Linked DNA regions of Homo sapiens: all the other regions are linked to region 2. A link is a loop called in an ENCODE intact Hi-C map of the cell type or tissue named here. Cell type or tissue: dorsolateral prefrontal cortex. All regions are shown on one strand.

Region 1 (8,000 bases), 1.0 Mb before region 2:
GTTTTTCAAAGTGTCTGCCCCATTTTACATCCCCTCAGGCATGAGAAAAAGGGATCTAAGTTCTCCTTATCCTGAACTTGGTATTCTTTTTTTTTTTTTTTTTTTTGAGATGGAGTCTCTTTCTGTCATCTAGCCCGGAGTGTAGGCTGGAGTGCAGTGGTGCTATCTTGGTTCACAGCAATCTCTGCCTCCCAAGTTCAAGTGATTCTCCTGCTTCAGTCCCCTGAGTAGCTGGGACTACAGGCACATGCCACCATGTACTACTGATTTTTGCATTTATAGTAGAGATGGGGTTTTACCATGTTGGCCAGGCTGGTCTTGAACCCCTGACCTCAAGTCATCCACCTGCCTCGGCCTCCCAAAGTGCTGGGATTACAGGCATGAGCCACCGCGCCCGGCCTTTTTAGTCTTTTTGAGTATAGTCTTTCTAGTGGGTATGGTGAACCCCAAATATCTGAGACAGTTCAAGTTATTTCCAGTTTCCCCTGTAATTTTTTTCTTTGGCCTATAGGATAATATACTAATATATCTTGTCTTAAAATCTATTTTGCTTGATATTACTATAGCCTCTCCAGCTTTCTTATGGCCACTGTTCTCACAATATACATGTTTTTTTTTTAAATCCTTTTACTTTCAACCTATTTGCACCTTTAAATGTAACTTGAATCTCTCATAGACAGTATTTCAATTAGGTCTTACTTGTCTTTCTGACAATCTCTGTATTTTATTTGGTGCATTTAACCCATTGACGTAGTTGCACTTTTGTCTACCATTTTGCTATTTTTTTTTTTTCTGTACGTCTTGTTTTTGGTCCTTTACTGCCTTCTTTTATGTTAAGCAAATAGGTTTACTGAACCATTTTAATTTCTTTCTTAAATTTTTCCTTGTTGCTGCTATTGAGCTCCAGGTATTCCAGCCATGTCTAGTCCATTGCTTGGCCTCTTCTGGCTTCCATTGGGTTAAATTGAGATGCTTTTCAAAGTTTTCTCCCCTAAAGGGTTTTCTCTCCCCTTCTCCCTCTTGTACATCTACAAAGTTTGACCATGTCTGTTGCCACGGGGCCAAGCTGAGAGAGGGTGTCAGCTCACAAGATGGCCTGAGCTCCAAGGGTGACAGAGCACACATCTCTGCGGGGCTCTTTTTCAGTCTTAAACAACCTCGCACCTTTCTTGGCTCCAGCAATACCAGGGAATAGTCCTGTTTTTTAGGGGTCCAGGTGGCTTCTCACAGCCCCCTTGCATGGATGATCCCCAGTGGATGCAGTAGCTTCTTGAGCTGAAAGCTCCTTCTGAGAATGGGGAGTCTCAACTCGCTTTGCTGCCTCTGGGTGGCTGGGATCCTAGCTCGTTTTCTAGCTCTCTGTGGTGCCCTCTGATGACACATCGGGACAGGTTTCTTGCTGTGCCAGATTTGGCTTCACTGGTGTCTGTGCCCTCCCATCCAGTTACGCCTCTTCTCACCTCCGTGCTGTCCTCAGCTCGCCTGGGCATTGCTGAGTATGTTTGTAGGGTCTACCACTCACGGACCTCCAGACATAGGTGAGAATCAGTTCTTTTTCTTAATTTTTTTAAATTTTATTATTAAATTTTTTTTTATTATACTTTAAGTTCTAAGGTGCATGTAACGTGCAGGTTTGTTACATATGTATACATGTGCCATGTTGGTGTGCTGCATCCATTAACTCATCATTTACATTAGGTGTATCTCCTAATGCTATCCCTCCTCCCTCCCTCCACCCCAGGACAGGCCTCAATGTGTGATGTTCCCCTTCCTGTGTCCAGGTGTTCTCATTGTTCAGTTCCTACCTATGAGAGAGAGCATGCGGTGTTTGGTTTTCTGTCCTTGTGATAGTTTGCTCAGAATGATGGTTTCCAGCTTCATCTATGTCCCTACAAAGGACATGAACTCATCCTTTTTTATGGCTGCATAGTATTCCATGGTGTGTCTATGTGCCACATTTTCTTAATCCAGTCTGTCATTGATGGACATTTGGGTTGGTTCCAAGTCTTTGCAATTGTGAATAGTGCCGCAATAAACATACGTGCGCATGTGTCTTTATAGCAGCATGATTTATCATCCTTTGGGTATATACCCAGTAATGGGATGGCTGGGTCAAATGGTATTTCTAGTTCTAGATCCTTGAGGAATTGCCACACTGTCTTCTGAGAATCAGTTCTTTATTTCCAAATCCATGTCTATCCTCCTGAGCTATTTGTGTGTATGTGTGTGCATTATTTGTGTGTTTGTACATCATGCAAAGTAATGAGATGTTTAGAGGCAATGGCAAAAAGGAACAAACTGTCTTGCTTATTTTATTCCCCCCAAGTCTCTTCTTCCCCCTTCCAGCCTGTTTTTATGTATAATCTTCTGGTGGGGTTGGGAAGTGTGGACAGTGAAGGGAAAGCACCTTGCAAATTCTTGTCAATTTTCTCTAACTAGGAGGGTCTCATGCTTGTGTCAGTGCCACAAGCTGAAGGCCACCAAGAGGATATCTAAAGGTTAACAAGCTGGGTTTATTACTCATTTTGACAAGAAAGAACACACATGGTGAAGAACAATAAGGCGTCTCAGTAGGAGAAGGAGGTATAGGATTTGGGCTTTGGTTGGGTGATTGGGAGAGGGTGTAAGGCAGCAGGTGTTTGCTGTGGATTGGTTGCTGTCAGAAAGCAGGGAAGATCCTATGATTGCGTCTCCCCCATGTGTCTTAGTCTCATCTGTAGGGAGGGCAAGCTGCGGTGAAGATAAGCCTGCAGGGGATAAGAAGCAGCTGTCACTCACTCTAATCAGGAGGTGGTACAGCGACCTTGTTTTTGTCTGTGCTTAGACAAAATTATAAAGCTCCTTGGTTTGTCTCACTTACTCCTGCTCTGAGTAAGCTCACCGGGGGAGCTGTTCTGTGAGAATGTTTATGTCCAAGAGAAAAATAACCTGACCCCCCTGTGAGCGTCAGGGTCTGCTTTGATTTCTTCCTTCCTCACCTGGCGACCTCCTTACTGAACCCAGTGGTTTCTCATATGTTTGTCCTTGACTCTGTGTGTGCACATGTGATTGTGTGCATACATGTGTGTCTATGGGGCAGAAAGGGGAAAGGAAAGTAGAACTCATTTCAGGCCTCATGTAAACAACCAGAAGGTAAAACTTCGCATCTCACCCCGCTCCACTTGTATTTGATCGCTGTTTAATGGCAGGCGGCTCTGGACAGAGCTAATTTTCCTCTGAGTCAACCTCACAAATCTTGTTTTCTTTATTCTCTCATCACCTCCCTCCCTCTTCTGCCTGATGTTGCCGGCCCCCTTGTGGAATAATCTCAACAGCATGGGCTATTTTGCTGTTTTGCTGCGTCTCTATTTAGGGGCACTGATTTGTTCCAAAGTTACTTGAAGAATCATCTGTGATGGGTGGTCCCATAAGGGCGTGGCTCATCAGTTTTTCTGGAAGCAATTGAAAGCCCAGAAATGTATTAGGGCTCAAGCATTGCAATAAAGCCCAGAACTGAAATTCCTGTGTGGGAACTGCAGGATTATATGAGAAATAAAACAAAACAAACCAACAAAAAACCCAAAGACAAAACAAACAAACAAAAGAATGGGGAAAAAAAGGTGATATGAGGAAGGATCACTGGGAGGTGCTGTTTCTCCACTGAGGCTAACGGGGTTGAGCAGTGGGCTCTGAGCTTTGTTTAACTTCTCTCCTCTGTATTCCGAAGTGTGCTGCGTGGCTTGCGGTCTGTGAAGAATTGTCGCAGCTCTTGCCTGGCAGCTTATCACTGTCGGTTATGCTTCTTTCCAGTCACACCTTGCTCCAAATGACTTAGCTGATGTCTTCCTCTCAGAAGTGTACCTGACTAATCCTTTTCTTCTATGATTTAATTTGGAAGGGAGCTGCTTTTTTCCCCTTCCTTTTTGCATTTATTCAGGTACTATGACAGCTTACAGTTGACGAAGATTGCATTTTCTGATGGAGAGTGGTATAAGCGAGCTTGAAATTTTGGGTTAGACCTATTCCTCCCTTAAGAATGTCAAACTTAAAATATTTTTCAAATATACTGTGTGACAGAAACATTTATTGCTCAGTGAAAATCCATGTGACACCCACATTTCCCAGAGCCTTGGGGTTAGGCAGGGCCATGTAGCAAGCTCTGGAGAGTGGTCCTCAGCATGACCGTTGGGCTTCTAAAGCATTTAAGAGAAGAGGCATGGCCCTTCAGTTCTCCCTTCACTGATGCAGTGCCCTGGAAACCATGCAATCCAAATGGTGCAGCCATAAGGAGCAATTCACCTGGGCCTCCAAGTCGCTGCTTGAAGCTGAGAGTCCTTAGATAGTGGCTGAAACCACAGAAGACTTGTGGGGTGAGTGGGTGGGGGGTCAAATGGAGCTTTATGCAAAGCCACTGAGATCTGAGGGTTGGTTTGTTACTGCAGCATAACACATTCTGATTAATACAAAAATATTTAAATGCTAGAAACTACTGCATCTGCAATAACTAAGAAATAAACTAATGCATTACTAACAGAGATAATTAACAATTTAATAGCATTTAAAAAGTTGGAATCTTGATGCTTAGGAAATAGAATTTGTGGAGTTTCTGTGAAGGGGCTTTTTGAGAGAATGAAGGGCTAGCAGTCAGTGACATTGTTTGACTTCACATCAAATGTCTTCCTTTTCGTTACCTTCATACAGGCTCTGAGCATAATTGGAGTCATTTAAACATTTTTACTCATAAATAGAAAAATTTTTATTTTTTGGAAAGAATGGCAAAAAGGAAAAGGGAGGCATTTGCCATGAAAGTGTGAGAAAATGATTGCGTTAGGTGGAAGTACCTGGGCTGTGAGCAGCGATGCATGAAAGAGAAAGGAAAAGCTCTGTGTATTCACGATTCTAAGAGCCTAGAGGAAAAGCTCTGTTGCTGATTCTTCCAAGAGCCTAGAGAGGTTGAACTTTAAATCAGACAGTTCCTAAGTGTGGCCTCTAGAGGTCGCCACCATCCCACGACAGCTTGGTGGTTGAGCGGTGGGTGATAAACGAGGAAGACTGTAGGGGCGCCTGTTCGCGTGTAAAGACTATAAGAAACTTCATTTGTTTTTGCATTCTGGAAATAATGTTCATATGCAGCAGTTTTAAAAATCGATGTTAGAGAATGCAGTTAAAATTCTCTCCTAAATTTAGTTATTTCTTAATAAAATCCAAATGTTTGCAGAAGTACATGTTAAACAAAACAGGAGGTGACTGTGTGATTTAAAAAATAATTCCCGTTAGGATTTCTTTAAATGTTAACCATTCTACTTCATTTCATCAATTTAGAATAATTTATTTATGGCAACATTTTAGAAGTAGACTTAATAAAGAAAAGTGTACCAGGATAGTTTAATCTGATTTAACTCAATATTAAGTTTCCTGAACTCTATAGACTATACACAGTCATATATAACCAGAACTATTCCTTGGGTGACTTCCCAGAGGCACATTTTGTTAATAGTCTTTTGGGCGATTTTCTTGCTCATCATGAAACCATAGTAGGTGCTAAAGTACTTCCTCGTTAATTTTTTGTTTTTCAAAATTTTCTGTAAAAATCATGGAGTTAAATAGAATATGCATACACACATTATTTATTTTAAAAGTATTTTGCTTTTTCCAAACAGTGGGAAACATTCAAAGTGTGTTTCTGGGGTAATAGCAGCTTTTTAGAAAGTTTTTAAGAACCTGAGAACTAAAGAGATGATGTTTTAGCATTTATTCACTTTGTCCCTCAAAGCACGGCAGAATTATTTAGAGCTGCTTGTTTGCCTCTTTTTAGACATCTCGTTAGGATTCAGACTGTTTCTTGCACAGGGGAGATCTCAGCCTGAGGAAAACATGATGTAGAATGCATTGGGAAGATTCCAGTAAGATCAAGGGGAGGGGGCTTGGAGATGGAAAATGGGCCAGGACTTTCCGCTGTGCCCCACTTCTGCCTTGCAACCCTGTCGTCAACACGGGGATGGTGACCACTATAAGCACAGCTGCATTTGCTTCAAGACATAAAATGCAGACTTCCCTGCTTGGTGTGAAGGTGCCACAGGCAAGCAGACTGACACAGGCTCTGGAGGGAAATCGTGCATCCTGTCTGTTGCACGCGAGGATGCGATGGCCACAGTGATGCTCCAACCCACGTCTGTTAAGTGGGAGCAGAGCCAGGAGCTGGGCGATGGAACCCATGGTTTCTGAAACAGGAGAGTTGCTGCTTCACAGCGTGGAGGTGCACAGTCCAGCCTCTCACAGTTGCCTTGGCTAGCAGCAGAGCAAGGGAGGATCAGGTGGATAGTGTGGTGATTACAAATGCAGCTCGATGCTTTCAGTTGTGGCACCAAATACATTCTAATATTTAAAAGGACCTGTGAATTGTAAGAGCTGGAAAACTAATCGAAGATGGACAGTGCACCCTGGTGACAGACTCATTCCCCTAGTCTGGTGTTGAGGACATACTATGCTGTTAGTGCTTACCATGTAGGAGGTCAACACACTGAAGGAAACTCAGCCACTTTCTCATTCATAACTGCACAATAATGGCCTCCATTATGCTTTTTGGAGGACCCCTTTTTTGGACCACAGCTAATCGGGCTTCCATCTGTCACCCAGGTGTCCCTTGGCCAGAGTCATTGCCCTCGAGGTTTCCCTCAGTGTGGCTGGCTCAGCTGGCTGCCTGCGTGGGCAGCTCCTATCACCTCTGCCAATTCTCCAGCTTGCTTTCTTCTGACTTTCTCAGTCACTGCTGAAAGTGGGTTTGCAAAGCAGTTTCTTCTTCCCCCACAGCGCCCTGTCCCACCAGGCTGGTATGAAACCCCGGCTGCCTTCCCTAGAAATCCCAGCAAACCAAACCAAACCTCTGTGAGGATCCCTGACGAGGCCCCGGTGAGGGAGGACCCGAGGCAGGACACACTCCACCGCCCGGCCGCTCCTCCTGTGCAGGCCCCTCACCCTCTACGCGCTGCTCCGAGTCCAAGGCTCCCAGTCAGCCGCCTCTGGGTGCCTTAGACCACCGAGGGTCCAGAGTGGGGGACCTGGGAACCTTTCCCCCGACTCTGCTCTGCCGATGTTTTCCGCCCACACGGCGGCAGCACCACTGTGTCCCCTGGGGAGACCTGCTGTTGTTCCGGCTTCCCCTCCCACAGGGCTGACCCGTGCACCTCTTCCATTTGCCTCTCCAGCCAGGGGTGGCTGTCGCTTTCTGCTGTTGCTCACCCTCCCTGTTTGCTGCTCGGCCCCCTCCGTCACGGGTGACCAATCCCCTGCACGGAGTTCTCTCTGTTGTTCAAGTGGCCCAGTTGTTTCCCTGGCCAGATCCTCAAGGACACAGTTGTCTCCTTCCTCCGCTGACTCTTTCATTTTCTTCTATTCCATTTTGTCCACGAATATTCCTCTGTCTTCCAGAAGTAGGTGATTCTGACACCTAAGCCTCGTGGCTGTTCCCATTCCTCTGAGGAATGCAGTCCTGACAGCATCCTTATCCCCCCGGGGATCAGTGCTTCCTGAGTCGTAGAGAACTGTTTCTGTACCTTGTTGTGAATAACTAGACAACATTTTGTCTTACCTAATCAAAATGTCCCCCAAAATCCTTAGGTTCTTTTAAAATGAATACATTTTTACACTTTGGGTTACAATCTGAAGATTAACACCAGTGCAATATATGATTAGTTTAGAAGCCTCCCTTTCTAGTACATGAAAAAAAAAAAAGCAATGAGTTTTATGATCAAAGTTAAAGAATTAGCCTCTATATACCTTGAGAGGTGTCAGTCAAGCACATTTGATCTGCATTGATTCTGGTTTTGTTTTCAGGCATTCTAGAGTTTCCATTTATTGGACATCCTATGTCTATTTTTTGTTTATCTTATACATCTAAATCTTTTTCTTCTGATAGGAAATGTTTCCTGCATTCTGGGTGATTTTATGCAGCTTGTCTGAGGAAGTGCTAATTCTGTTAACTCCCCAGTGTTGATTCTCCGTTTTATTCTGTGCACTGTGGG
Region 2 (8,000 bases):
CATGAAGCCAGAAACTGGTAGGAAGTGAAGGTGAACAGATAGGTGGGGGCCTGATGGAGAGATCTTACAGATGATGGAAGGAGCAGTGCCCTGCCTTCTTCCCCATCCCTGCAACTAGGTAGGAATCTCTTGTCTGCCATTCTGTGATGCAGGCTGGTGGCTTAAGATGCCTCTCTCATTCTGAGGCACCTGGTGATCCACTCTGTAGAGGTCTCCAGAGTTCTAGAGATCCTTCTGGGCAGGATTTAAGACATCCCGGTGCCACCACGCTTTTTCTCTCTCTTTTTATTTATATCTGTCTCTCTCGTGGGTCCCCATGAGCTTCCTGAGAAACCCATGTGCCTTCTTTGTCCCACTAACACATCTTTTTGCTCCATGGCCAGGCAGAACACAAGTCAGCCATGAGTCAAGGGTCAGACACCTGCCCACCATGTCTCTAAGCCCCAGGGGACCTAGCAACCTCATTGGAGCCACTTGGAGAGGGTGACATATCCCTGGTGCTTGGAGATGGAGCACCATCTCTCCTACATGTGAAGCAAAGGAAAAGGGGCTCTTATTTTTCTCCCATGGGCTGAAGTCATGAAAGGCATGACTCATACTTTTTTGCTTTTTTGGCCTCATTAAAGCAGCAGCCAAATATGTTTTTTTTTTTTAAGCCCTTATAATCTACTGCCTCTCTCAACTTCTCTCAATGTCTCCAAATACACAAGAGAGGTCAACTAATGGTCACAAGATTTTGTAAGCTTTGCATTGGTGACCCAGTATCATACTTTGGAAAGTGAAAGTACTTGAAACCAATTATCTTGGGAATTCAGCTAAAACTGAGACCGAGATAATTTCTTAGTAAAAGAAATTAGTAAAGTTTACACAGTTATACAGATGTGAATCTGCTAACTTCAGTTCAGTCGGTGACATTTTGTCATGTCCTAGACCAAGAGCTCTTGAGGGCAAGGCTACCTACATCTTTTTCTTCTTGGATGGAGATATGGTTAGGCTTTGTGTCCCCACCTTAATCTCATCTTGAATTGTAATCCCCATAATCCCCACATGTCAAAGGAGTGACCAAGTGGAGATAATTGAATCCTGGGGGCCATTTCCCCCATGCTGTTCTTGTGATAGTGAATTCTCACAGGATCTGATGGTTTTATAAGGGGCTCCTCCCCTTTTGTTCAGTGCTTCTCCTTCCTGCCACCTTGTGAAGAAGGTGCCTTGCTTCCCCTTTGCTTTCTGCCGTGATTGTAAGTTTCCTGAGGCCACCCCAGCCATACTGAACTGTGAGACAATTAAAACTCTTTCCTTTATGAATTACCCAGTCTCAGGTATTTCTTTATAGCAGCATGAGAACAAACTTATACAGATGGCTCAAGTCAGGCATACAGGCATACAGTAGGAAGTCAAATATTTGAGTCTGAGACAAGGGCCTGAGTTTATTTGGGAGGTAATTCCAGGGAACAGGAGAGAGGGACCAAGAGGAGCAAGAAGCAGGAGAGACACCAAGGATGCACTACCCAGGTCACTGCTGAAGGCAACTGGTGAATGGTCATGAACCTTTCTGAGGGGCCTGGAGAGGCCTTGAAGAATTGCCCCAGAGGATCAACATGGAGGCATGTTTCATCACTTGCTCCTGTCTGCTCGGTGGAGGCTCGCTCCTTCAGTTGTTGACTCCTGAACTTGTACGACCACTGCCCCAGGGCCTCACAGTCTCCCCTGGAGTGTCTTGCCTCCTTGGTGTCCGAGGAGCCCTAGGGCTGACAGCAAAAGACAGGGGCATGTACTGGAGGTGAGATGCTTCTTTCATGAGGTGAGTCATAGCCCCACGGAATGGTCCACCAGAGATGAGGGTGGAATGAGATGTGAGGCCCTGAGGATGCAGGGCAGGTTACCAGAGACAGATGAAACCATGGGCAAGGCAGACTTTGGCAATTTTGATTATTAAGAGGCTTTAGTTCCTTTTTTAAAAATACTCTTTTTAAAAAAGTATTTTCCTATATGATCTTATTATATATTCCCAGGTACATGAGTGGAATACAAGGTCACAGAGTCATACATTTAGGCTCCTCATGTCTGTACTCGTACTCAAAAGTTCTGTGCCGGAGAAGGGGAGGATGAAAGAAGCATAAAAACCCTCCTCTCAAAGGAGGCAAATTAATAGAGTAAGGACACACACTGGGGCTGGGTTAAACATAGTGTATTAGTGAGGGTTCCCTCAAGGGACAGAACTAATAGGATGTATATATATATCTATGTAAAGATATATATTATATATATTTTTTTATATGGGAGTTTATTAAGGAGTATTAACTCACGTGATCACAAGTTCCCTGTATTAGTTCGTTTTCACTCTGCTGATAAAGACATACCCAAGACTGGGATGAAAAGAGGTTTAATTGGACTTAGAGTTCCACATGGCTAGGGAGGCCTCAGAATCATGGCAGGAGATGAAAGGCACTCCTTACATGGTGGCGGCAAGAGAAAATGAGGAAGATGCAAAAGCGGAAACCCCTGATAAAACTATCAGATCTCATGAGACTTATTCCCTACCACGAGAATATGGGGGAACCACCCCCATGATTCAAGCTATCTCCCTCCGGGTCTCTCCCACAACACATGAGAATTATGGAGATTTGGGTCGGGACGTAGAGCCAAACCATATCAGTCCTACAATCGGCCACCTGCAAGCTGAGGAGCAAGGAGGCCAGTCTGAGTCCCAGAGCTGAAGAACTTGGAGTTTGATGTTCAAGGGCAGGAAGCATCTAGCACGGGAGAAAGAGGTAGGCTGGGAGGCTAAGCCAGTCTAGTCTTTCACCTTCTTCTGCCTGCTTTTATATTCTGGCATCATTCCCAAGGCATTCAAGCCAAATTGAAGCAAGTCTCTGGATCTGCCCTTTGGTTTAATAGGAAATGCAGCAGATAGATATAGAAACAAGTTAGACAACACCAAATCAACAGTGTGGGACATTCTACAGGGCAATTGATCTAATTTCTCCAATAACTTAATGACATGAAAACTACGTGAGAAAGAGTAGCAGTTAGAGACATAAGAGACTTCAGTGGTAGAATCTCTAAAAGTCATACGTGGACTTTGGATCCTGATTCAAAAACATCAACAGTTAAAAAATATTTTTGAGATAGTACAGGAAATTTAGAATATAGACTACACATTAAATGATGACAGGGAATAATAACTAATTTTGTTATTTGTAACAATGGCTGAATGATTAGATAAAAAAAGAAAAAAAGCTTATCAATTATAGATGAATACTGAAGTATTTAGGATAAAATAATATGATAGCTTGGATTTCTCTAGAAACATTCCAGTGGAAAAAAAAAAAAGAAAAAGTTAAAGAATAGATGAAACATGATTGGAAAATTATGGTAATTTTCATGCTGAATAGAGGAACTTGCAAACTTATACTTTTTTTTTTAGAGATGGGGTTTTGCTCTGCCACTCAGGCTGGAGAGCAGTGGCGTGATCATAGCTCCTGGCCTCAAGTAATCCTCCTGCCGTGGCCTCCCAAAGCACTGGGAATACAACATGAGCCACTGAGCCAGCTTTTCTTTCAATTCTTATACTTTTCTTTCAATTCTTATGTGTGTTCAAAATTTCCTGTAATACAAGCAAAAACAGTAGGGTTATTAAGATTGTTTCTTGTAAACATTAGAACCCAAAATATCAACTCCACCCACACACTGTGAGCACTCTGTATCGGAGACTGTGGGAGTGGGAGGGAGATGTTTGCTTTTTCTGGGATGGGATTACAAGTACTGGATGAAGGCAAAATTTCTTTTGATGGAGCCCAACAGGGGGAGAACATCAACATGAAGGCAGGTTTCCTGACTCGTGCAGCAGGGGAGACTGCACACCACAGGAGCCTAGAGACATCGAGTCAAACATAGGACTAGACAGGGCTGTTGTAGGATTTGGGGAGGGGTGAATTTAGGTAAAATTTAATGAAGCTGAGCTGGAGAGACTCAAGCACAGCAAGTTAGTGTGCCAAAGAGTTAACAGTAACCCTGACCTAAGAAGCCGATTCAGGTCCCTCAAAGGGAAAAGAAATGTGGAACGTTGTATGCAAAATTCCCACGTCTAGAGCTCTGCAATTGAGGGGGATATTGAAGCTACTTCTCCATTGGTCAGATTGGCCCATGTGGCTCAGCTCATATAGACAACAGTTAGATGTTCCATTTTATTGCTCTGATTTCAAACAACAAAGGCTTTAGAGAACAAAGTTTCTTAGCACTATGTCCTTGATGATAATTAACAAAGGCAGTTGTCAAAGGCTCACAGTGGCACCCCTAGAAGTCCTGACCAGCAAGTTAGCCATGTTCCTTCTTACAGACCATTCCTTACATGACCCTTCACCGCGAGCTGTACGATAAAGTTTAACTGAGAATGAAGGAACACACGTGTACCAATAACAATAATTGCACCCAATGTTCACTGAGTATTTACTATTTTCCAGGAATTGGGCTAAACAGCTTACAAGACGTGTCTCATTTCACTATCTACACTAAGTATTTAGACTCCAAATGGGGGTGGGCACATTCCCAATTTGGGAGATCGCAGCCCTAAGGGGATAATTTGCCTGGTTCCTCACTGAGCCAAGACCCCTCTCTGGATTTGCGCACATCATCTTCTGGTAGGTATACTTTTTTTTTTTTTTAATTTTATTTATTTTTTTTTTAGGAGGAACTGACTGCTTCCGTTTTCCCAGAATTCTATCAAATATCTTTCAAGTGTCCACATGTACCCAAGCGACGCACATTCCTCACATAGAGGAAGGCAAGGAAAGGTAAAGAAGACTGCCTGTGTTGTTCAGGCAGAACTGTCACCACACTCTTCCACAGCTCCTGCCTGCCTGCCATCTACACACACACTCACAACACACACTCAGAGAGGATCCACTCTCTCCTCCAGAGATCCTCTAGTTTCAACTGCTGCAGCCCAAAGTCCTGAACTTTGCTGCCCCCTATTGATAGGCCCAAAGACTATCACTGTTGCTGCAGGGGTTGTGCTAGCAAGTAAAACAATTTTTTTTCATTCATTTTTCTTGCTTTGCTTTACTTTTGAAAACAAATATAGAAAGGTTATGCAATTATTAAAAATATTATCAAATATATAGTTGCAAGAGCCATCATATTGAATATGTAATTGCAACTGACACATTCAGATCACTTTTGTTTGTACAGGTATAGACATACCAATGAATTCATCAGCATGAGAATTCAGTTTAAAAGGACTTAGCTTTATGATTTGACAAAGCTTGTCAAATTTGCTCGTTAGTGACACCAGCAACCTTATATCTCTCTATTAGCCTAAATTATTTTCATGTACTTCGGGATTAAAATTTGAACAGGGCCAGAGGCAGGTCTAGCCTCCCTCCCTGGGCCAACCCTGTATGCTTTACACTGGGTGTTCCAGCCATTGACAATTGCGCCCCTAGACCCTGCTCTCTTCCTTCTAAAACTCAGCTTACAAATCACTCTGAGGCTCTCTCTCACTGCCCAGGTGGGCATGAGGTCTCTGTGTTCCCAGAGCCTTGACTGTGTGTCAGGGTGCCGGAGGCCTCACCACTCCCATCGCCTGCTCACTAATCTCACCTGTTTCAAGCCCCTCAAGGGCAGGGGCTCTTTCCTATTTGGCCCTAGAGCTGGAGCATTGAGTGTGCCCAGCGTGATCAGAACTGTCTGCTGAATGCGTACGTGAAGAGGGTAGGGGAGAGCCAAATGAGACAGGATCAGCAGAGGCTGTAAGTGAAAACTGCAGAAGGAGGAGCATCTGATTCTGATGAGCAAACAGGGAAAAGCTTGCAATGGATGAGATGGACTTACATCAACAGCACAGGTGAAGAACGCTCGTGCTGTATTTTTCTTCATAGCATTTATAACAGACCGTCATTACCTCTTCGTGTGGCTGTTTAATTGGTTAAGTCCCTTTCTGCTCCTTAAACTGAATGCTTTTAACCTCACACCACATTGCTGGGTTGAGTTTCGCACCAAAAATTAGCTGAGTCATAGGAAGAGGTGTACAGCACAGTGAGGGTGGACCAGAGGCCAGGGAGGGAACCTGAGTTCACTAAAAAGGCAGAAAAAGACACAGGACTGGATATTAGCTGCAAGGAGGTGTGAAAGGGGTTTCTGAGGCCTGATATGATCTGGAACAGATCTTAGGCTCAGTGTCAGGAATGCCTGTTTTAAGTCATCTAAGAGCTGTGAAAAAGTGTAAATCATCTAATTACCCAGATTTCAGAGAGCTGTGAGAATCCTTCCAAGCCAGGTCCCAAATGAGCGGCAAGGTCAGCTGGGTACCCGGATACATCAGAATCTACCGTGCTTATCTCCTGCTCAATCTCAATTTGCTTCCATTGCCTCTCTCTTTCTTTGTAATTGGAGACAAAAAATGATCTTAGCTCATCTAGTTTCCATTTCCTGTTCTAAAGATAAGTAAATAGACCCAAAAAGCTAAAGTGAAGTAAAAACCATGATGGGGTAGACGTTCAGACTAACACCAGCTAACTTGCACTGTGTGCTTACTCTGTGCAAGGCACTTTTCTAAGTGCTTTATGTAATTATCATCTCAACCTGTTACAGGTTCAATTGTATCCCTCCTCCCTCCTTCAAAAAATACACTCTGCTACTCCAGTCGGCTCTCTTGTCCTCTTCTCCTTGAAACTGTAACCTGACTGTGATGAGGCAATGAAGGCTCTGCAATGAACTAATGACAATTTAATTCATTCTTGATTTATAATTTAGAAGATCCTCCCTCCAATCAAACAGCTCCCCAAAAAACCTACCTAAATTGCTTTTCCATTTCTCTAAATATTTATTAAAAAAAAGTTTCCATACTAATATATCTCATTAACCAGAAGATTGTTTCTGCATAATTCTATAATATTTATATCCAAAGCACTGTACTCTATTTCTCATTGCTCCTTTTCCTTACGGTAAATCTCACTTCCACTCACAGCACACAAAGAGAAAAAATTTCCTCCATCTGTTAGAAAACAAAAGGTCTCTAAAGAGCAAAATATTTTCATTTAGCAGATAACTATGACAAAATACTTAAAAATAACATTTATTCATTGAATTCCTTTACAGCACATGATCAATTGTTTGATGTACAAAAAGTATCTATGACACTAGTATTAAATTAAAATTAATTTTAAATTTTACCACAATAAATGTATACATAGTATAAGGAAAACTACAGATGCTTTCAGATCACCAGTCTAGAACATATTCTGCAAAGTGGCTAATTCACATTATATTTTTCTTTTAATACTGAGTTCCATAAAAATGCAAGTTCTTCCATTGTTTGAGTTCTGAAGTCAGTATTCATTCTTGCAACCAATGAACAGTGTTTTGAGAAAACAGTTTTCTTTGTAAATATTCCACCAATTCACGTCTTGATTTTAGCATCCCAATCTCATGATAGGGGATCTGTAAAGGTAGAAAAGTAAAACTGGTCAAGATCCTTCAAAATCTGAGGTTCCTCTGGCTATTGGTTACTTTGTTTGTTTCTTACACGCTTCCCCACAGCGGAATGTAAGCTCCTGGAAGGCAAATATCCCAACCAGCTTCTTCATCCTGTATCCCCAATGTCTAGAACAGTGCCTGGCACTGAGAAGGGGCTTGGTAAATATTTGATGAATTAATATGTAGAATATGCAAATAAGAATTAAACATGATCTCTTGTTCTCCAGGAGTTCACAACTTGGGTGGCAAGTTAAATTACACAATAAATATAAAAAACAAGCTGTAGGTTGGTGATCTAGTGCTAAGAGGGAGTGAGCATTTCATTAGATGAGGGTGGGGATGCCGACAAACTGCTGGAAGGTAGGTATTCAGAGAGCTGGAGGACGCAGCAGGGACAAAGAGGGAATGAAGAGGGAGAGAGCAGGAGGCGCAGCAAAGGAGAGAGTCTGCTCAGCTGGGAGCAGAGGGGCCAGGTAGTAATCATGTGCCTGCAGCCTGGCTGCAGGCCAACCATTGGAGGGTCT
Region 3 (8,000 bases), 600 kb before region 2:
TAAATTTTATGGTCACTAGAGTTAGCATATTAGTCATATATTGTAATAGCATAGAGCTATTAAACAATAATTCATCTTTTGATGCAACTTGGATGGTGTAAAATGATAACAGCCTGCAAATAGTTCAAATACTCTCTAGTTATATTGTTTTGGAGATATCATTGTATCTCTATTTTCTTAGTAGCAAATAGTCCATTATGTCATTGTTATTGAACTTCCTTTGTAAATGTTCAAGCAACATTATCAAAGCAGAAAAATAATATATATTGCAAAGTTCCATTTTCAGGAAATAGTACTGTTAAAACTTGTCCATTTTCTCTCTGTATTTTAATGTGATTTTCTTCGTAATTATCTGTTGCCTTTATAGTCAGGGAGGGAACCATAGCAGGGTTTTTTTTTTCCTAGTCAATTTAATAACTGTGTTTTTTTTTCTCTTAATCACATGGAAATTTGTTAGTCTCATAATACAAAAGCTAAGAATTAGTTACTTTAAATTAGTAGTTCTGAGTTATTGGGTGATTAGGTTGACGCATGTCTTTCTCAAAATGAAAATCCTTTGAGGTGTGTGCAGGTTTGTTGTGATTTGTAGGAATATAATGCTGATTTCAGTCATACTATTTCAGAAGTAAGTAGATATTAAATACAAAATACACAAAGTTCTGCACATGTGATCATTTTATGGAACAGCATTTGTGGTTTACTTTTTTTGCCACTGCCAATGTAATACGCTTCTAAAGCATAAAGATAAAGAACGCAGAGATGCTCAAAGGAAATAAAAATGACAAAAATTATATAAAATGCCATCTCAATAGTGCGCTATGTATCTTTGCAGTGTATACAAATATAGATACATATATAGTTTAATATCACACTCTACATGTTGCTTTCAAGCTTTTTTTCACTCACTTTGCAATGTATCAGGAGTATTTTTCTATGTAAATTGGTCTTTTTCTTATATATTTGTAATAGATATTTTGAAATTTTTCCTAAGTACATAGCACATTTGTTTAACCAATTTCTTATTTTGGAAAGTTTCATTTTTGCTATGATGGAAACAAATATTCCTCCATTCAAGTTCCAAAACTGAAATTGTTGATTGGAGGAAGTTAATCGTATATTTAAAATAATTAAACACAAAACTAATAGTCTCCATTATAAAAATTTTCAATAACAATCATAATAATCAAAACAAAACAGTAAAACCCTAACTCTGAAATCTAAATGAGAGGGACAGTTTTGATCTAAGGGGGGGCATTTGGCTGTGACTGAAGACAGTTTTGGTTGCCACAACTAGAAGGGTGCTGCTGAACCTAGAGGCTGGGATTCTGGATGCTGCTAACCATCGGGCAATGCACAGGAAAGCCCCCATGACCAAGAATTATCTGGCTCAAAATGTCATTAGGAATTACACTTTGTCTGTTTCTAGAGAGGGTTTTTCACTTCTCTGCAATGACATGAAACTTAACAACACGTGCTGTTCTTGAGTGCTCACAACTACTAGGAATTCTTCACCTGTTCAATCTATCCTGATTCCTACCAGTGGTAGTGGAGGGCAGTTAATAATATGATGCCAAAGGGTAGATTTCTAAAAAGGAAGATAGGCAGCCTATCAAGCTGTGGCTGAGAGAAAATTGCTTCTTGAAGGACTCTTGCCAAGCAGATGTTGGGGGACCACGCCCCCATCCAGCACAACACTCAAAATGAAAATGAAGTAGAAAACCAAAGTTAAAATTCCTTCAACTGTAACATTGATTCAGGTTTAACAATGTTTTATTTCTGTGGCCTTTGATCTTAATGTGTAAATATTGACAATCTCCAATATATACCACCGTAATTCCTTAAAACAGCCTTGTTTCCTAAAACGGAGGTATTCTGACCAAGACCTTCAAAGTTTCTAAATTTTATGTATGACTACAATATCCAAAATGGTTTTTTTCCATCTGCATGGATTTTATATCCTGTAATCACAGAATATACTACTCTCACTTTGTCTTTCAGAGCAGTTAATAACCTATGATTATTGCTTCTCTTCCAATTTAAATCTCCCCACCAAAACCAGAAGAATTATTTTCCTATGAAAATGGGATGTTATCTCTCTGCTTAAATCACACAAATATTTCACTCACGGCTGTTGTGTGGTATCAGCCAAGGATTTCAGCATGGCCTACAAGTACTGGATGATCTACTCTCTGCACACATCTGCAGCCTCAGATCTTATTACTTTCCCTCTGGGTACCTTCCACATAGGTCTTCATTCAGCTCATCAAAAAATGTGTCACTTCTTCAATGTCACCAGGCATTCACACGCATTATTGCTCCTGATGTGTTTGGCTTGGTGCTCACTTAATTCCTGTATTTTGTCCTTTGGATAAGTCATTGCTGATATGCTGTCCTACCAGGTTATGATTCTTTGTTATCTGCACTCACATAACAGAGTTCATTTCTGCAGAGCAGATATCTGCATTTGTAATGTACGCTTACCAGACTGATGAGAACTGTTCATGTAATTTATAAAGTTAATGCCTCTGATTAGGAACAAATAATCATGAAGTTTCCAGACAAAATAATTTCTTCATGCTATAAAATCTTGAGGTATCTACAAAGAATTTATCTGTATTCCAAGTATACTACAGTGGTAAATTTTGAATTGGCACTTTGCAGATTCTTAAAAGTACTTTTAACAAAAGTATAAGTAACCTATTAGGGAGTGGTTATCTAGGAGAAATGTGAGATATCAATATCTTTAGAATTTTAGGCTCTAGTCCTATATTTATTTAATCTGAAAATACTATGCCTAGAATTCATTAAATAATACCTTACTAAAAATACTTAATGAGTTATACTTTAGTATTATCCCTGTGGACTTAAGATATATTTAAGTGGTGATCACCAAAAACACTTATGAAGTTTAATTTTTAGTAATGGCACACCAGAAAGAGTTTTGGACTAATTCTCCCACTGGAAAAGAAAAAGGGAAAATTGAACAAAACAAAACAAAAATCTGTCTGAAGGCACTGAAGAGCTACCAAGTACAGAGAAATTTCAGGCCCAAGACCCATGAAAAGACACAACACAAGAGGGGTAAGACTACCAAGAAGTCCCAGAAAACACACTAGCTTTGGCTTAGGGTCTTGAGGTTCGCCGTGTGGGATCAAGGATTAAATGGGAAAAGGTCAGCTCTTGTGTGGACTGAAGCTCACATTTTTTTCATACCAGTATTTAGTTGGGGTTAAGTGTTCTGAGACTGATAATGATACTCACCTAGTTGCCTGCCAGTTGCAAAATGCTTTGGAGAAATATAAGATAATCTAAAGCTTAAAATTGTCTATACAACTAATAAAAAAAATTATGTGACACTCAATCGCAGAAAATCAGATATCCAAAAAACAAAATTAATGAAAACCAAGGGACAAAGAGAGAAAATAGAAAAAAAAAGAAATCCAGTTAATTTAGCTACATGCAGATGTTAAAATCACAGTGTTAACAAATGAATTTTTAAAAACAAAACAGAATTAATTTGGAAATACAAAAAAATGAAAATTCTAAAGTTAAAAAATAGAATGACTAAAAAGAACTCAACAGATAATGTTAAAGCAAGAGTAGATTTAGTTGAGGAGAGAATTAGTGAACTTGAAGACAAATTATAAATTATCTAGGCTGAAGATGGAGAGACAGTGGATGCAAAGCCCAGGGAGGAAAAAGCAGAAAAGGAATACATGAACCTCACAGAGGACAAATGCAATGAACACCGCACTTAGGTGCAAAGGGTTTATCAGGTAAAAAAAAACAACAAGACTAACTTTAAAATTAGACAAAGATGAGAGAATGACTTCTGGAATGGCAGTGTAAAGAGACCTGTAGAAACAACCAACCACCACTGGTTAAAATTTTGATATGTATAGTTTTATATATAATATGTGTGTGTGTGTGTGTGTGTGTGTGTGTATATATATATATGTATATATATATATGTGTATATATATATATGTATATATATATGTGTATATATACATATATATATACATATATATATATACATATATATATATACACATATATATATATCTTTGGAATGCCCTTGGGAATTGTCCTAAGGGCATGTAACAAATGAAGGAACACTTATTCAAGAAAATCTATTAATTCTCACCAAGGACAGTGAGATTCTACGGCATTTGAGCTTCAGACTGAAAGTAAGTAACCTTAGCAATTCAAATCCCTCCCCTCAACATAAAAACACAGATCATCAGCAAAGGCCATCATGTACTTATAAAAGGTGGCATGATTGCATATTTTTTCTCCTTTCTTCTCTTAACTAACATAAAAAAGCAATACTATAAACTAACATTTATGTAATTGTATTAGTGGGCTTATAACCTATAGAAATATATTTGATCAAGGATGTGTTTGGGACCAAAGCTATATTGGGGTGAAGAAATGATACCAAATGGTAACTTGAAATCGAAAGAAAACAATGGAGAAAGCCACAAAGGTAAATACGAAGTCTAACACGAAAACTCTTGCAGAGAGTTTGAGGGATTTGGGGCCTAGCAAGGAAAAATATATGAACACGAGGTGGCAGTAAAGCACAACAAGCTTTATTTCAGTGCTGCTTTGAGAGGATTGCCTGGGAGAGGAAAATTCCTCAGAGCCTGAGACCTTCTAAAGACAATGCCAGGGAGCCACAGCCCAGGAGGGGAGGGGTACACAGGGATTCCTGCAGGAGTGGGGGAACCGGGGAGAGTGCTCACTTATCTAGAGGCTATTGCTCAGCAGGATGATGAGAGGGAGGGTCTCCGGGTCAGAGAAATCCAAGGCAGCAGTGGTTTGGGGTTTTTATTGCCCAAGGCTTACTTTACCTATTACAAGTAGGTGTTGGGCATAGTTTTGTGGGTTATTCAGAAAAGGAAGGCTCTAAATGCCCACATTTTTGCTTCCTTGGGCTATAATTAAAACCTGTGTAAAAGAAATTTTCCACTAAACGTCTCAGGCTGCCATGATGAAGTAAACACAACAGGGCCAACATACAAGAGCTGTCTTTGACTCATTTATTTAACAACTCTTTAAGTACAGCTTTTCTCTTTTTTTCTTCCCTAACCTTCTTTAAAAGACATAAAATTATGCAGCAGGAGCTGTAATAGTGTTCTGTCACAATTGTAACACCTATAGATATAATAGACATAATAGTAATAACACAGAAAAAGAAAAGAAATAGGCATATAAATAGCATTTATGTATTTTCTTACAATTAATTTAGTATAAATCTGAAGTTAATTTTGACAAGTTAATATGCATATTATCATCCCTAGAACAACCAGGAAGAAATTAACTCAAAAAATATAGTGAAAAGATTGTCAAAAGAATTACATTATTGCCTTAAAATAGTCACTTAATTCAAAAGACGGTAGTAAGGGTAAACTAGAGAAAAAAAAAGACGATGTATAGAAAACAAAATGTAAAATGGCAGACATAAATCCAACAATATTAATAATAACATTAAATGTGAATGGATAAAATAAGCAAATCAAAAGGCAGGGATTATGTCAGATTGGATAAAAAAAGTAAGATCCTATTAATGCTGTCTAGGGTAGCCATATTTTAATTCAAGTATACAAATAGGATGAAAGCAAAATCATGGAAAATATATATTATGCAAATAGTAATAATAGTAATCAACTGATGAATGGATAAATAAAATGAAATATTTGACAGTAAAAAAGAATGAAGTTGTGGTACATGTTACTGTCAGGCCTCTGAGCCCAAGCTAAGCCATCATATCCCCTGTGACCTGCACGTACACATCCAGATGGCCGGTTCCTGCCTTAACTGATGACATTCCACCACAAAAGAAGTGAAAATGGCCTGTTCCTGCCTTAACTGATGACATTGTCTTGTGAAATTCCTTCTCCTGGCTCATCCTGGCTCAAAAGCTCCCCTACTGAGCACCTTGTGACCCCCACTCTGCCTGCCAGAGAACAACCCCCTTTGACTATAATTTTCCTTTATCTACTCACATCCTATAAAATGGCCCCACCCCTATCTCCCTTCGCTGACTCTTTTCGGACTCAGCCTGCCTGCACCCAGGTGATTAAAAGCTTTATTGCTCACACAAAACCTGTTTGATGGTCTCTTCACACGGACGCGCATGAAAGTTACAACTTGAAAATATGATACACACATTAGAAAAAAAGCATGCCAATTAAATGCAATTTATAGAAACACAACAAAAGAAACTCAGAAAAATGATGAAAAAAGATACGGTTCACATACAGCAAGATGGTGTAGCTCCACTCGTGAAACACAATGGACTTTAAAACAACAAGCCTTACTAGAAATAAAGGGAGATATTTCACAATAATAAAAGTTCAAAAATTAAGAATACATAAGAATTGTATAGGCTTATATCTCGAAAACATAAGCAAAATTTACCAGAACTAAAAAGATAAGCAAAATGCCTGATAGAATAAGAAGAAAAATGCTTTTAACACACCCAAATAAGCAGAAAAAATTAACATAATATTAAAATTTTGAACAAGATTAACAAATTTGATCTGAAGACAATGTATATAGACTTTTACTCAACAACTTTAGAATATAACCTTTTCATGTGCATGCAAACAATTTGCCAAAACTGTGCATACGCTGAGCCATAAAGGAAGCATTAGTAAATTTTTAAGGATTGAATTCATGTTTTCAGACTTAAGTGAAATAATCTAGAACCATGTTATTTAATGCCATTGAAGTTAAATTAAATATAACAAAAAAGATAACTAGGGTATCTTCACAGTTGGAAATTAAGCACTATACTTCTAAATATCTAATGTCCCCACCAAAATTACAATAGAAGGTTAAAGAAGCATTTTAAACTGAATGACAGTAAGCCAGTACATACCAAAATGTGGCTTGAAATTAAAGGCATGGTTAGAGGGAAATTTAAAGACTTAAATATTGCAAGATTATGAAACAAGAAAGGCTGTAAATCAATGTGTCAGGCCTCTGAGCCCAAGCCAAGCCATCGCATCCCCTGTGACTTGCATGTATACTCCCAGATGGCCGGAAGTAACTGAAGAATCACAAAAGAAGTGAACATGCCCTGCCCCACCTTAACTGATGACATTCCACCACAAAAGAAGTGTAAATGGCCAGTCCTTGCCTTAACTGATGACATTACCTTGTGAAAGTCCTTTTCCTGGCTCATCCTGGCTCAAAAATCATCCCCACTGAGCACCTTGCGACCCCCACTCCTGCCTGCCAGAGAACAAACCCCCTTTGACTGTAATTTTTCTTTACCTACCCAAATCCTATAAAATGGCCCCACCCTTATCTCCCTTCGCTGACTCTCTTTTTGGACTCAGCCCACCTGCACCCAGGTGATTAAAAGCTTTATTGCTCACACAAAGCCTGTTTGGTGGTCTCTTCACATGGATATGTGTGAAATTTGGTGCCGTGACTCAGATCGGGGGACCTCCCTTGGGAGATCAATCCCCTGTACTCCTGTTCTTTGCTCCGTGAGAAAGATCCACCTATGACCTCAGGTCCTCAGACCAACCAGCCCAAGGAACATCTCACCAATTTTAAATCAGATAAGCGGCCTCTTCTTACTCTCTTCTCCAACCTCTCTCACTGTCCCTCAACCACTTTCTCCTTTCCACTCTTCAATCTCTCCCTTCTCTTAATTTCAATTCCTTTAATTTTCTGGGAGAGACAAAGGAGACACGTTTTATCCGTGGGCCCAAAACTCCGGCGCCGGTCACGGACTGGGAAGGCAGCCTCCCCTTGGTGTTTAATCATTGCAGGGACGCCTCTCTGATTATACACCCATGTTTCAAGGGTGTCAGACCACGCAGGGATGCCTGCCTTGGTCCTTCACCCTTAGCGGCAAGTCCCGCTTTTCTGGGGAAGGGGCAAGTACCACAACCCCTTCTCTCCTTGTCTCTACCCCTTCTTTGCTTTTCTGGGAGAGGGGCAAGTACCCCTCAACCCCTTCTCCTTCACCCTTAGCG

Evidence for each region. Hi-C counts contacts between places; a loop is a spot of excess contacts. Peaks named below come from ENCODE experiments on the same cell type or tissue, not always from the same donor. Only the 100,000 strongest peaks of a DNase experiment are listed, where the experiment ranks them.
Region 1: a loop joins it to region 2, with 3 times the contacts of the local background. A loop is called at or near these places in 2 of 110 quality-filtered maps.
Region 3: it touches region 2 in a loop (5-fold over the local background); 5 of 110 quality-filtered maps call a loop at or near these places.

What each region holds. Positions count from the first base shown.
Region 1 is chr5:6,816,075-6,824,074 of GRCh38, forward strand. All of the region lies in intron 1 of LINC02236 (long intergenic non-protein coding RNA 2236), which reads left to right. Among named protein-coding and RNA genes, the nearest start is that of MIR4278, 7.8 kb to the right of the region's middle. RefSeq lists an enhancer at 7,058-7,642. In dorsolateral prefrontal cortex, CTCF peaks have their summits at 3,627 and 4,981 (motif pointing right); DNase peaks (open chromatin) are centred at 4,992 and 6,153; H3K27ac peaks cover 2,230 bases.
Region 2 is chr5:7,852,100-7,860,099 of GRCh38, forward strand. It overlaps FASTKD3 (FAST kinase domains 3), which reads right to left. Exons shown (of 7, transcript NM_024091.4): 7 at 7,060-7,440. The coding sequence ends at 7,336. It also overlaps a transcript of MTRR not described here. Among named protein-coding and RNA genes, the nearest start is that of CFAP90, 5.0 kb to the left of the region's middle. In dorsolateral prefrontal cortex, CTCF peaks have their summits at 4,976 (motif pointing left) and 5,184; a DNase peak (open chromatin) is centred at 4,932; H3K27ac peaks cover 833 bases.
Region 3 is chr5:7,256,597-7,264,596 of GRCh38, forward strand. No RefSeq gene overlaps it. Among named protein-coding and RNA genes, the nearest start is that of LINC02123, 87 kb to the right of the region's middle. RefSeq lists enhancers at 5,477-6,025, 6,026-6,574, 6,748-7,515. In dorsolateral prefrontal cortex, a CTCF peak has its summit at 4,561 (motif pointing right); no DNase peak of the experiment used is centred here.